Regions from separate parts of the Mus musculus genome. Here region 1 is linked to region 2. Evidence: chromatin contacts called from ENCODE Hi-C or POLR2A ChIA-PET data. All regions are on one chromosome and are shown on one strand. The core of a region is the stretch at or near the end of the contact, and the rest is flanking DNA. Distances in the headings are between cores, read along the strand shown. Region 1 overlaps Rala (v-ral simian leukemia viral oncogene A (ras related)). Region 2 holds the start of Rala (v-ral simian leukemia viral oncogene A (ras related)).

Region 1 (6,472 bases), core at 187-2,686, 43 kb after region 2:
CCTCATGAAGCTCAAGACCAAAGAATGGATGGTTCAATCGTACTTAGAAGGGAGAACAATATAATCAAGGGAAGTAGAGGGTGGGAGGGACTTGGGAAGAAGAGAGGGGGGGGAAGAGGAGCAGAATCAGGTATGGAAGAAGATGGAGGAGCTATACAGAGGGTCAGGAAATTGAACAGAGGTGTGTAGCAATGGGAATGGGGAACTGGGGGTAGCCACCAGAAAGTTCCAGATGCCAGGAAAGCAAGAGCCTCCCAGGACCATGGGAATCACATTAGCTGAAATACACCACAAAGGGGAGGGAGAACCTGTTGAGACGATATCCAGAGGTTAGGCATGCCCTCCCCCACCCCTCCAAAATTTTAACCCAGAATTACTCCTGTCCTAAGGAAATGCAGGGACAAAGAGTGGAGCAGATGCTGAAGGAAAGGCCTTCCAGAGACTTCTCCACCTGAGGATTCATCCCACATGCAAACATCAAACCCAGATAATATTGCAGATGTCATGAAGTGCTTGCTGACAGGAGCCTGATACAGCTTTCTCCTGAGAGGCTCTGCCACAGCATGACCAATACAGATTTGGAGGCTTGCAGCCAACCATAGTACTTAGCACAGGGACCGCAATGGAGGAGTTAGGGGAAAGACTGAAGGAGCTGAAGTGGTCTTATCTGGCATCAGTGGGAGGGGAGGCCCTTGGTCGTGTAAAGGCTCCATGCCCAGTGTAGAGGAATGCTAGGGCGGTGAGGCAGGAATGGGTAGGTGGGTGGAGGAGCACCCTCATACAAGCAGGATAAGGCGGGATGGGATAGGGGGTTTGCAGACAGGAAACCAGGAAAGGGGATAACATTTGAAATATTAACAAAATATCCAATTAAAGATTAACAAACCTCATTTTAAAGAAGAATAGAGAAAAGAGTAGGGAAAGATGGCACTAAGGAATCATTACCTTAGCCTGTGGTTAAGATTCCCTGTTTTACAAGATGCCTTTCCTTTTCGTTACAATGCAGGCAGAATTCATCGGAGAAGCTCTGTAGTCTTTATGACATTGTCCTTAGTCTGTAGACATTTTTGAGGGTCAAAGGCAAAACCCTTATTCTCCTGTCTTATTTATTTAGCCTCATACTTCCTTATACGTGTGTCCTGTTGACTGAAATGTAACTAGCAAACCAATGTTCCACATTACTTAATCTTTCTTACTTCTGAATATTCCTTCAGTTTATGAGAGTAACAGCTATATTTAGGCTTAAGAATTTATTATACTTGAATTAAACAAACCCAGGCTTCATCTGTTCTTGCTTGTAGTTTCTCGGGTTGAACACTTGTAAAATAACATGGAAAGAGCTTTAATCTTTTAGTATCTTCTTTTCAAGCCCTTCGAGTCAAGCCTGACTCACTTGGGGTTAGTTATGAGCAGGCACTGATTCATGATCAGGAGAACTGGGGAAGAGAAGGGTGCTGCAAGAGCTGCATGCAGATTCCCTGGAATGGAATGTGGCTGTTAAAGCACCTGCTGAAACAAGCCTTCTTAAAGCCTTCTCGTCTTCTTAAAGCTCCACGGCTGCCATGGTGTGTTCCAAATCCCTCTCAGGAAGAAACTGTTAGGTCACATTCTAGCCAGTCCTGCTTCAGAGTCAGCTAGGTCCCGTAGTGTAGAAAGCCAGCTAGGTCATCCTGCCTTGACCCTGCATTAGTTCGGAATTTAATTCTGCCACAGTAGTTCTCAATCAAGTATTTCTATTATGATCCACAACAGTAGGAAAATTAGTTATGAAGTAGCAGTGAAGTACTTTTCTGCTTGGACATCAGCACAACGTAAGGAAATGTGAGAACCACAGCTCCCTGGGACCACTTGCAGGTGACCTCAGTCTTCTGGTGCCTGGTCCCTCACATGAAAACTGAAGGCTTGCCTTGTGTGCTGCTACCTTTTGTGGGGCTTCAGGGTTACTGTATGTATTGTTTTATTAGATATTTTCTTCATTTACATTTCAAATGCTATCCCGAAAGTCCCCTATACTCTCCCTCCACCCTGCTCCCCTATCCACCCACTCCCACTTCTTGGCGCTGGCGTTCCCCTAAGTAGGGAATATAAAGTTTGCAAGACCAAGGGGCCTCTCTTCCCAATGATGACCGACTAGGCCATCTTCTATTACATATGCAGCTAGAGACACGAGTTCTGGAGGTACTGGTTAGGGTTGCAAACCCCTTCAGCTCCTTGGGTGCTTTCTCTAGCTCCTCCATTGGGGGCCCTGTGTTCCATCCTATAGATAACTGTGAGCATCCACTTCTGTATTTGCCAGGCATGGCATAGCCTCACAAGAGACAGTTATATCAGGGTCCTTTCAGCAAAATCTTGCTGGCATATGCAATAGTGTCTGCATTTTGTGGCTGATTATGGCATGGATCCCCGGGTGTGGCCCATCCTTTCTTCTCAGCTCCAAACTTTGTCTCTGTAACTCCTTCCATGGGTATTTTGTTCCCTATTATAAGGAGGACTGAAGTATCCACGTGTTGTCTTCCTTCTTCTTGATTTTCTTGTGTATCTTGGATATTCTAAGTTTCTGGGCTAATATCCACTTATCAGTGAGTACAAATCATTTGAGTTCTTGTGTGATTGGGTTACCTCACTAAGGATGATATCCTCCAGATCCATCCATTTGCCCAAGAATTTCATAAATTCATTGTTTTTAAAAGCTGAGTAATATTCCTTTGTGTAAATGTACCACATTTTCTGTATCCATTCCTCTGTTGAGGGGCATCTGGGTTCTTTCCAGCTTCTGGCTATTATAAATAAGGCTGCTATGAACATAGTGGAGCATGTGTCCTTCTTACCAGTTGGGGCATCTTCTGGATATATGCCCAGGAGAGGTATTGCTGGATCCTCCGGTAGTACTATGTCCAATTTTCTGAGGAACCGCCAGACTGATTTCCAGAGTGGTTGTACAAGCCTGCAATCCCACCAACAATGGAGGAGTGTTCCTCTTTCTCCACATCCACGCCAGCATCTGCTGTCACCTGAATTTTTGATCTTAGCCATTCTGACTGGTGTGAGGTGGAATCTCAGGGTTGTTTTGATTTGCATTTCCCTGATGATTAAGGTTGTTGAACATTTTTTCAGGTGCTTCTCTGCCATTCGGTATTCCTCAGTTAAGAATTCTTTGTTTAGCTCTCTACCCCATTTTTAATGGGGTTATTGGAATTTCTGGAGTCCAGCTTCTTCAGCTCTTTGTATATATTGGATATTAGTCCCCTATCAGATTTAGGATTGGTAAAAAATCCTTTCCCAATTTTATGAGGTTCCATTTGTCAATTCTTGATCTTACAGCACAAGCCATTGCTGTTCAGGAATTTTTCCCCTGTGCCCATATCTTCGAGGCTTTTCCCCACTTTCTCCTCTATAAATTTCAGTCTCTGGTTTTATGTGGAGGTCCTTGATCCACTTAGACTTGAGCTTTGTACAAGGAGATAAGAATGGATCAATTTGTATTCTTCTACATGATAAGTGCCAGTTGTGCCAGCACCATTTGTCGAGCTTTGCTTGTGTTTATATAGAGGGCCTTCTTTTCTTGTCCCCCATTCCCCTTGATTCTTATTCTTTCTGCCTCCTTCTGGGTGGTTCCCTGAGCCATAAAGATCAGGGTGGGGGGCTTTGATAGAGACGTCGCATTGGGTAGTTTTTATTTATTTAGTTAGTCTTGATTGCTAACTTGTGGTACTGTTGGGCCGAGGCAGAATGTTTAGGAGGTGTGACCGAGTAGAAGGAGGTTAGGTCATCTGGGGCATGCCCTTGCCAGGAATGTTGAAGCCCCCATCCCTGTTCTTTCTGTCTTCACTACCTGACAGCTACCGAAGCACAAATCTTTGGTTTACTGCACATTCTCTGCTTTGTTTCCCTACTAGGCCAAAGCAACCTGGTAACCCAATTTAGATCCTTTACATGTCTAATGAGGCATGTGTATGCCTACATTCTGACATTGTGTATGCACAAGCATATGTACACACAACACACTCGTTCTTATGCTATAATAATGAGGTGAAAAATTCATAACTGAAGAGACATAGTGGCCCTGTAATCAAGTGACTTCTGGCATATCGTACGTGAAAAAAACCTATTTTGAATAACTACACACTCAGTTATTTCAAAACGTGACGAGGGTTTTAAAAGGAAAGTATCAGCTGCTACTTGGGAACACAGAAAAAGAAAGCTCAATTTATATTGAGTGCTTCAAGTGAGACTGGGACCCCAAAACTGAGAAGAGAGATCTGGGTAACCAGGAAACCTGATGGCAAAGGTGGAAGTCAGAGAAGACCATATACAGAAGGAAACATATACAGTGAAGTTCTGACTGAGATGAGACACAGCACAGGGAGGTAGACAGACAGAGATAGGTCTGTGAACTGCTACTAAGCAAAGCTGTTACAAAATGTGGAGGAGATACTGGGGATGGAGTCAAAACCCCTTGGTTGCCTAACCACAAAGTCCTTGCCCGAGCCTCCCCATGGATGAGTTTGCTGTGACTTTGCAGCATGATTTCCTCTGAAAGCCTGGTACCCTGGCCAAAGGCAACTGTGTACCCACATCACCACTACAACGTCTATAAGAGTCTAGACTCCACATTGAGAGCTGTAATATATTAAATCAAAAAATGTTCTAAGGAATGCTACATTGAAGCAGTCAAGTTATATTGATTATTCCAAAAACCACAGATGTCCCAATTGCATGGTTGTTGAATTATGCACTGCTGGGATCCTATTTGTAAGTCTGTTAACAGTTGTTGCATGAGGTTTCTTCCAAGCACATATTTCTAAGGATGCCCTTAATGCAAATGACCGTCTTTGTTTCCTAATGAACTTAGGAGGAACGTTTCTTTAAGCATTGAGCCTATGAATTGACATGAAAACAAATGATGATTTAATTTTGCCTGTTCTCAATACTCCAGTGTAACTAATTCCCCCTATTATCAGCTTGTGGTTGCCCTGGGAATTTTTACATTTGGTCAGAACTCATTATAGATCTATTAGAAGTGAAATGCCCTTGAATCATTGGCTTGTCTCGTTGCTATGGCATCTTTGATGGATGATCCTCCCTCTAAGAGTGTGCACTCTGGTTTCTATCTATTTACAGTCACTGCAGAATGAGAGCTAGTGTCTTGAGCCCTAAGGACATGATTTCTTCCCTCCATCAGAATTCTAAAGAGTATACTGTTTCATTTGTCTTAGATTTTTCTTAATCCTCTGAGGACTCTGGAAAACAGGATGGCTGCAAACAAGCCCAAGGGTCAGAATTCTTTGGCCTTACACAAAGTCATCATGGTGGGCAGTGGTGGTGTGGGCAAGTCTGCCCTGACTCTGCAGTTCATGTACGACGAGGTAAGTGCCCAACCTCTCCTGAATAAAGCTTAAGCTTCCACTGAGGAGCCTCCACCCTAGCTGTAGTGGTATTTGGTAGGATTCCTTAACTCCTTGGAGCTCCTAATACTTTTTCCATTTTAAGTTGAGAGCCAACATCAGTAACTACTTAATTTTACAAGTCAAAAACTCATGAGCCAGTCTCTAGACCCCAGGCTTAAAAAAAAGGGGGGGGGGAGGCAGAAGCAGTACTAAAACTGTTCGTTCATTTGCATATTCTATACTGTTTATTTCTTATCTAGTCTTCTCTCAAACTCACCTTTGTATTAGCCCTTCCCTCCTTTTCTTAGGTTGGGATTTGAGACAGGGTCTCACTCACAAGTCTATATTGGCTTGAAAAGCTCAGGGCAGTTTGTGTGCCCCAGCTTCCCACATGTGAGATTGCAGGCCTGAGCCACCATGCCCACTACTAGTCCCTTTCCTGCCAATAAGGAAGCCAAACTAAGAACATTCATGTTTTAACTTTCCTAAAATAGGTAAGAGATTTTACTCTAATAGCTGTAATTACAGTGCTTTGTCAAAGTGACAACTGAAAACAAGTATACAAAACAGTTGATTACTAATTATGTACTAAAAACAGTAAAATGCTCCACAACATCAAATAAACCAGTCCTGAGGTTTCCCCAAGAGAAGTGGAACAGTTCTAGCTTCTTCAGTGTTTATCAAAACACAAAAGAAAAAAATAGAGGTCATCTTTGGGCAGCAGGTCAGACCCTTGCAGGCTGAGGAAGACAACAGCTTCAAACATGGAGGTAAGCATGCTCATGAATGTGGGGCTGGAGTAGACCTACCCACCCAACCTGCACCAGCTCCTCCTGATTTCTGCCAGCATGTCCAAATGAGCCCAAAACCAGCTGGGAATGTGGGTTGTCTCTGGCCCAGGCTTTCACCAGCCAAAGACAAGGCCAGGCCCTGGACCCTTTGACCATCAGCTCATCCCTAGGTGACTATGTGATCACAAGTATAAGCAAGCTGTGGTATACAGGTGACCCAAAGGCAGTCATGTCACAGGGTCTCAGCTGTGGTCATGCAGCCGAGAGTAGTTTGTTCCCACAGGGTAACAGCCA
Region 2 (6,608 bases), core at 1,811-4,310:
TGAACTCACTGTGTAGCCAAGGATGGCCTTGAAGTCTTGATGTTTCCAATTCCCCAGTGATGTAATTATAGGCATTCACTGCTATACCTATTTCTCATAATAGATCAAAAATAGGCCCTATTTTTGATCTATTATGAGAAATGTTAATAATATAAAATTTTGGATCTATAATTGAGTAGTATTTTGTACTTTTAGTATATAGTTAGAGTACATAAGGTATTTTACGTTATCCTTTTATCATTGTATGATTTAGAAACCAAAATCTGATTGTAATGAAATATTTCTCTTAAATGAGACAATAGATACACTTGATTCTGTTTAATTCCCTGCATAATTTTTCAATCTTTTAGTACTAAACAGGTTTTATGCTTGTTAGTTATAAATAAGATTATGCATTTTATCACTGGAAATAACTCAAATTAATGTATTAAAGTGCTCTTTGATACATTTTGACATAGTGTGAAAATGACCTTTGAACAGCATCTGTGAATATCAAAATTGAGATCCACTTTAACTTTGTTCAATTTTATATTATATTTCAGGGTTATTATCACATCTTAGCATCAGTTCCTAGTTGTTCTTGTGTGGGTATGGATATATATGTCAACAGAATACTTTCACATCTTCATGCAGAGTTCTAATTTAATTTAAATGACCCTTGTTAAAAAGAGCTATTTAATAAGCAGATTGGTTTTTCCCAGATAAGTGCAGAAATAAGGACAGAGCAGAAGAGAAAGTATTTATACAATCTGGATGGAACAATCAGTGAATTAAACCAGATCAGAGAAGCCAGAAGAACCAAATGCTGTTAGAGAGGAAGCAGCTGTTTAAGCTCAGAGTCAAGGAAGGGGGATAAGGTCACATCATAATTAATGTATTTCAGACCCTTTTCTTTTACAAAAGAAGGGAAGTCTCAAAATATCCCTAATATGTAGGCAGTTTGAGTCTTGGGAATCAAGAAAGATAATATTAATAAGTAGGACACTTGAATAAAATGTGTTGCTTTCTTCTTTGTAACATATTACATAGTTTATTGTAAGAATTCACTCAAAAATTAAGGATACAAGTTTCTGAATATAATGAAGCTAACTTATTGACCATATTCATTGTTTAGGCCTTTTTTTCTTTTTTACAGTAAGAGGCCATTTTTCAATCTGTGTTTTGGATTTCAGTTCCCCCTGCCTCTTGAGACCTCCACACATCAGTTATTTGTTCATATCTTCATGTAGACCACTAGGTACTAGAATAATATTAGAATGGCTATGGACAGTGAGATTAATACAGTATTTTAAAATTTTCTCTTAAGTAAAGCAGAAAGGAGAAAAAGTTTTGAAATTGTGCTCAATGAAGTGAGACTGCATCTGCTTGAAAGTGGCAATATAAACCTATGGCATATCTAACTTCAGCTCGTCCTGCCCACTCCAGAACTTGGAACCCAGCACACAGCAACTACCACTAGATAACACCATTTCACTTCAGACTAAAGAAACCCTTTTCCTGTAACCTATGTCCATCCTTCTTCGCCTCTTCAGTAAAGTACACCTTTCCGCAATCGAGCTATAGCTCTAGGAGCAAGAGTGTTTGGTGGCTAGGTATGAAACTCAGGGTTCTAGCCCCAGCAAAACCAGACTTGATGGTGCAAGTCTCTATTACCAGCACTTGGGAGATGGAGTTAGGTGAGTCTGAAGTTCAAGGTCACCCCCCAGTTACATGGCCAGGACAAAACCACATACACAAAGTACACTTTTATCCTGCATCTTTCCAAAAACAAAACATTGACTTCCAATTCTCTTACCCTCCAGCTGCCCAGCAAACAATTCTTATTTGGCTTATGATGCTTATATGGCTTCATCATCTGGGAATCATCTTTTGGTTGGTTACTGGCACTATTAAAAATACCTTTCTCTTTCCTCTTCTGCAATAGTTCACTGTCTACTCTATGTTTGCTATACTGCCCAACTCCCCCATTAATCGGTCCTCCATTTATAAACTGCTTAAAATTTGATGTATCCAGCCATTCTACTTCCAGAATTTAATAGACACAAAAGCCAGCCATGACTTGACTCCTGTCTCCTTCTGTAGCCTCATCTTTCTCATCAGCTCTTGTAGAACTTTTAAGACAGATAAGTGGCACTCAGCCTTCTCCATGAACCACTGATCCCTGTTCTGCGGGGACTCCCTTTATTTGGATCCACATTTACCATCGTCTTTTTGTACTGGAAAAAAGATCATACTTAAGTTTAAAACTCTAACCTATTGTTAGTAAAGTTATCAAGTCTTCCCTCCATTCATACTTCCAAACGCCAAGTACTAGGTTTCTAGACTGCAAACTTGATTGAGTGTACATTCATTCCTTTAAGTAGTCATGCCAACCAACCAAGCCGTTGGTTCTTCATTTGGGGCCAAAGGAAATGAGAATTTTAAAGTCCAGGGAAGAACGTGTGGCCGCTAACAGACACTAGGCAAACTATCTCGAACTTGTGGGCAGTTTTAAAGAAAACAACCGATTCAGTTTAACTACTAATTTAAGACATTAGTGTGTTACGGAGCCGTCGCCTTATCTCAGTGCCAAATCTAGTGTCGAAGGGTCTACTCCAAAAGGAACCCGAAGCCCATATGCTGAGGCCAGTTCTCCACTCGGTCAGCTACCGAGACCCTCCAACCAGGACAAGCGACCAATCCACCAACTCGGACTTGATCTGCGACAAACCACGTTGCAGGCTACACACTGGAAAACTCTTGCAAGAGAACCTAGCAGCCCCCAGAAGCAAGATGGCGGCCTCCCCCTCCCCTTCTTTCTCCAGGAACCCCTCCATGTCCGGGGAAGACGAAAACACCGCGACACGGGAATCCCGGCACGGCCTTGGGGGGGGGGGGCGGGCTACGCCTCGCGAACCCGGGGACTCGCCGTGGGTCCACCGGGAGGCTGTACCACTGCGCCTCCCCCGCGCCCGTAGAGCCTTTGTTCGCAGTCGCCATGGAGTACTCGGCCCCACGGCCAGGAAGTGCGGCCTGGCGCCCCGCCCCGCTGGCCCGCGCCCCGGAAGTGATCTGCGGCGGCTGCTGCAGAGCGGCCGGGAGGAGGGTGGGTCTCCCTAGAGCGGAGCGCCGGAGTCCTCCTCCTCCGCCGCCGCCCAGGCCGCCGCCGCTGCCGCCGCCCTCCGGACTCCTCTTGCCGCGCCCCGCGCGGAACTCCGAGCGCGGTCCGATCGGCGCAGCCGAGGCCCAAGAGCCCGCGGGTCGAGCGGCTCGCGGTGCAGGTGAGAGCTCGCCGGCCGGGGAGGCCGGGCCGCGGCGGGGGTGTGTCCGACGGGCCGGGCCCGCGGCCGCCGAGATTGCACGTCCCGCCTGCCGCCTGGGCTGGGACCCGACTGCGCCCCGACAGCGGGCGGCGTCTCCGGAAGGTCACCTGTATAGCGCCGGTGGCTCCCAGGGCTGTGCCCGGGCGGTGCCCGCGACCTGGGGCCGCCGCCGCCGCCGCCGCAGTCCCTGCGCCGCACTCCACCCCGACCTCCCTCGCTTTCAAGCCACTCTGCCGGTACAGAGCGGCTGCTTTTCGAGCTTCTCTGCCAGTGTTTGGAAGGAATGGCGTTTTCAGACTAAAGTCTTTAGACGCGTCCAGCTGAATGCTCGAAGGCTCTTCTAGTACAGGTTTAGCCTTTAGAAGAGGAAGGGAATGTAGGCATTGTGTGATGGGGGTATCTTCCGCGTTCGGTGCCTGAAAGATGTCAAGGAGTAGAAGATACGATTTGTGTGCTTTACTTGGGCATTCGTGTGTTGGAGTGGGCGGGCGTGGTGGCGCTGAGGTGGTTGTGTTGTCGGGAGACTTAGGAGGAATTAAAGAATTTACTGGCCTTTGCATGGAAACCAGAACGTCCAGACTTGTGAGAGCTCATCTGAGTGTCTTTGAGCTACTGTGAGAACTCTGGTGCCACGCCCTACCTGTCAAGCCAGGAAGCACACAATTTACAAACAGTTTGGGTACGTGTGCCGGGAGAACCTTTATTTCTGTAAATTCTTTTCCTGTAAATAAATTACAGCTTTAATCACGTTCCCAAAATTGACTAACAGATTTATTACTCACAGTGTAGAAGGCATTCCCTTTGGCTTATGCTTGTTAATATGTACTATTACCTATGCTGTTTGTATCTGTTGATACAATATTCTTATAAATGACTCCTGTGACCCTTAAGATGTTTCTACGGCTCAGTTGTTTTCAGAGGAGGAGCCTTTTCATCTTCTCTGTTACCACGTAAAGTGCTCAGAACTCCCCACATTTCTTCACTGAATGGATGTGAATGTGTACAGTTGATGGAAAAGTCACTTTCCAGAAGCGATTGACTGTGGCTGGTACTTGCATACCAAGCAAAAGGTACTAGATTCCATCTCTAGCAAGGCCTCCAAACAATTTTGTTAAGAGCACAGTTTTGTTACTTTGGGATTCTTGGAACATGAAAATTTTGCATTGTCTTTTTTGTTCTCCAGGAGATCAAGGAAAAATTCAGGAAGAATTTCATTTTCACTATTCTGACCTGGAAAAGGTTAAAAATATTTAGGGACTGTGATTAGACGAATACTCATTTATATTTTATTGTTTCATGTTTATTTCTAGAGTATATCCAGAGTTAGAAGGAAGAGATTTACTGGCAAAAGATTGCAAGTATATTCTTGGGGTTGTGATAACTGTACCCAGCCTTTAAAAAGAGGAAGTTAGGAGTTGATGCTGCTTAGAAATAAGGTGAAAAGCACGGTTTCTCAGAGTGGCTCATTTTTTGTCAAGGATACATGAAATCTTCTGACACCCCGACGTGACCTTGGCATCTTTGATCAGCAGCACTTTGATGTTCGGAGATCCACATGCTTCTCTCTCTGCTGGGTGTGCAAATGCACGTTTATTTTGAAGTAGTATTTCATTACAACTATTTTTCCCCAGGGCACTCCGTGTGGGGGAAACTAATCATAGGAAAGAATTATAGGAAAGAATGTTCACCAATTTTTTCCTCACCATTTTTAAGGGAATGTTTTGGCCTATAGATGGTTGCATTATTCTCAGGTTAAGCTGCACGTATCTTTGTCTTCTAGTATATGGTGGTCCTGCACTGTCTTCTAAGTAGCGTTTTAAATAAACAGAGTACAAATAAATGTACCAATATCACTTCTTGTATATGGGTCCACCAAACTAATAGGTTCTTGTATTCTTTTATAAATGAGTAAAAAGAGCAATCATTTTACAAATACTGGAAGCTGTGAGTGTTAACTAGGGAAGAGACTGATCTTGAAGAGGTAGGAGACAGTTTCCATTGTTTTATAAGATACTATAATTCTTGGATTAAGGAGAGAGAAGCCTTTGGTTTCATAACATTACTATCCAGAGGTTAGATTTCCCTTCTTTAATTCAGCACCTATCTTGGTAATAATAGTTCTTATATATTGATTGCCCATCAAGCACTTTGCTGAGGATTGTAATGATACCAATATACTTATATTATTTCTTATCTCCATCATAGCTCTTCCAGATGGATGGTCTTCCCCAACACTAAGTCAAGTTATTTCACAAGCTAGCGTGTAATAGAGCTAGGATTTAAAAGTACAGTAACAATTTCCAAGAGCACTGAAAATTGCAGCTAATCCTAAAAGTCAAGGGGAAAGTGATTCTGACTGACCCGAGCTTCCAGAAAAGATACTATGCTTCTCACTCTTAGTCCCGAAGGATGGCCTGGAGTCACCAGTGACTAGCCAAGTGGGAGCTGCAGGCATCTTTATTTCCAAGGTGCTTACGAACACAATGTAACTGTACTCCTACATACAGTCTGTTGTGTACCAAGATGACAACTGGTCAAACATTGTGCTTGTAGGTGTCCTGGTAGAGAAGGAACTCAGAACAGGATCTCTGATGGCTTTGTACTTCTGCAGCACCTGTTGGAGCCGGCCCTGTTTGTAATTATATTTGTTTCCTTCTTTCTTCCACTAATGTAGATGGGATCAATGTAGGACAGTAGGAAGAATATTTTAAAAAACAAAAAGAGTTGTAGAACTCTATTCTTATAGGTCTGGTTGCCTTTTCCCCTGCAAGTGTGGAGTTTAAGAAAGTAATGGAGGGAGGGCATGCCCATCCCTTGGTTTAAAAGATGGGAATGAGATGCTGTCATTCCAAATACCAGAGTTCCGTCTCCAGCCCCCAACAAGGAACAGGATTTCTTGTTTAGTTTTTAAAGCTGAGTACATTTTACAAGGGAATTTTCATCATTGATTTAATCATACATGTAAGTAAAGGTTTATTTCCTCAACATCATGAGAGTAGCCTATATAAGCCATTAATTTTATTTATTTATTTTGAGGGGTGGGGATTTTGAGACAGGTGTTTCTCTGTGTAACCCTGGCTGTCCCGGAACTCATTCTGTAGACAGGATGGCCTCAAACTCTGAGCTCTGCCTGCCGCTGTCTCCTGAGTGCTGACACTACCACTGCCCCGCTTAAATATAAAAAATTGAAAAGCTGAAGGAAATGTCATGTAGAAATTAAATAATATGATGCTTTCCTGAAAGCCCTGCACAGTGTCTTGTGTTAGATACAAGGGACAAAATTCTTGACATATATAATTTACTTAA

Evidence for each region. A loop is a pair of places that touch in the nucleus more often than their neighbours do. ChIA-PET counts read pairs that join two places held with the same protein, here RNA polymerase II (POLR2A).
Region 1: a map of left cerebral cortex shows a loop between it and region 2 (2.2-fold over the local background). The contact joins the enhancer-like site here to the promoter of Rala in region 2. A Hi-C loop is called at or near these places in 4 of 37 maps with a recorded cell type or tissue (Patski, heart and left cerebral cortex). POLR2A ChIA-PET finds 5 or more read pairs at or near these places in 2 of 5 experiments (Patski and embryonic stem cell).

What each region holds. Positions count from the first base shown.
Region 1 is chr13:17,895,847-17,902,318 of GRCm38, reverse strand. Rala (v-ral simian leukemia viral oncogene A (ras related)) reads left to right here. Exons shown (of 5, transcript NM_019491.5): 2 at 5,217-5,366. The coding sequence starts at 5,253. Among named protein-coding and RNA genes, the nearest start is that of Rala, 45 kb to the left of the region's middle. Within about 2 kb of position 1,436, at least 1 of the 3 ENCODE cell types and tissues checked has a DNase peak (open chromatin) inside an H3K27ac peak, as active enhancers do; it is left cerebral cortex, where a contact is called at or near this core.
Region 2 is chr13:17,940,669-17,947,276 of GRCm38, reverse strand. It overlaps Rala (v-ral simian leukemia viral oncogene A (ras related)), which reads left to right and starts at 3,060. Exons shown (of 5, transcript NM_019491.5): 1 at 3,060-3,260.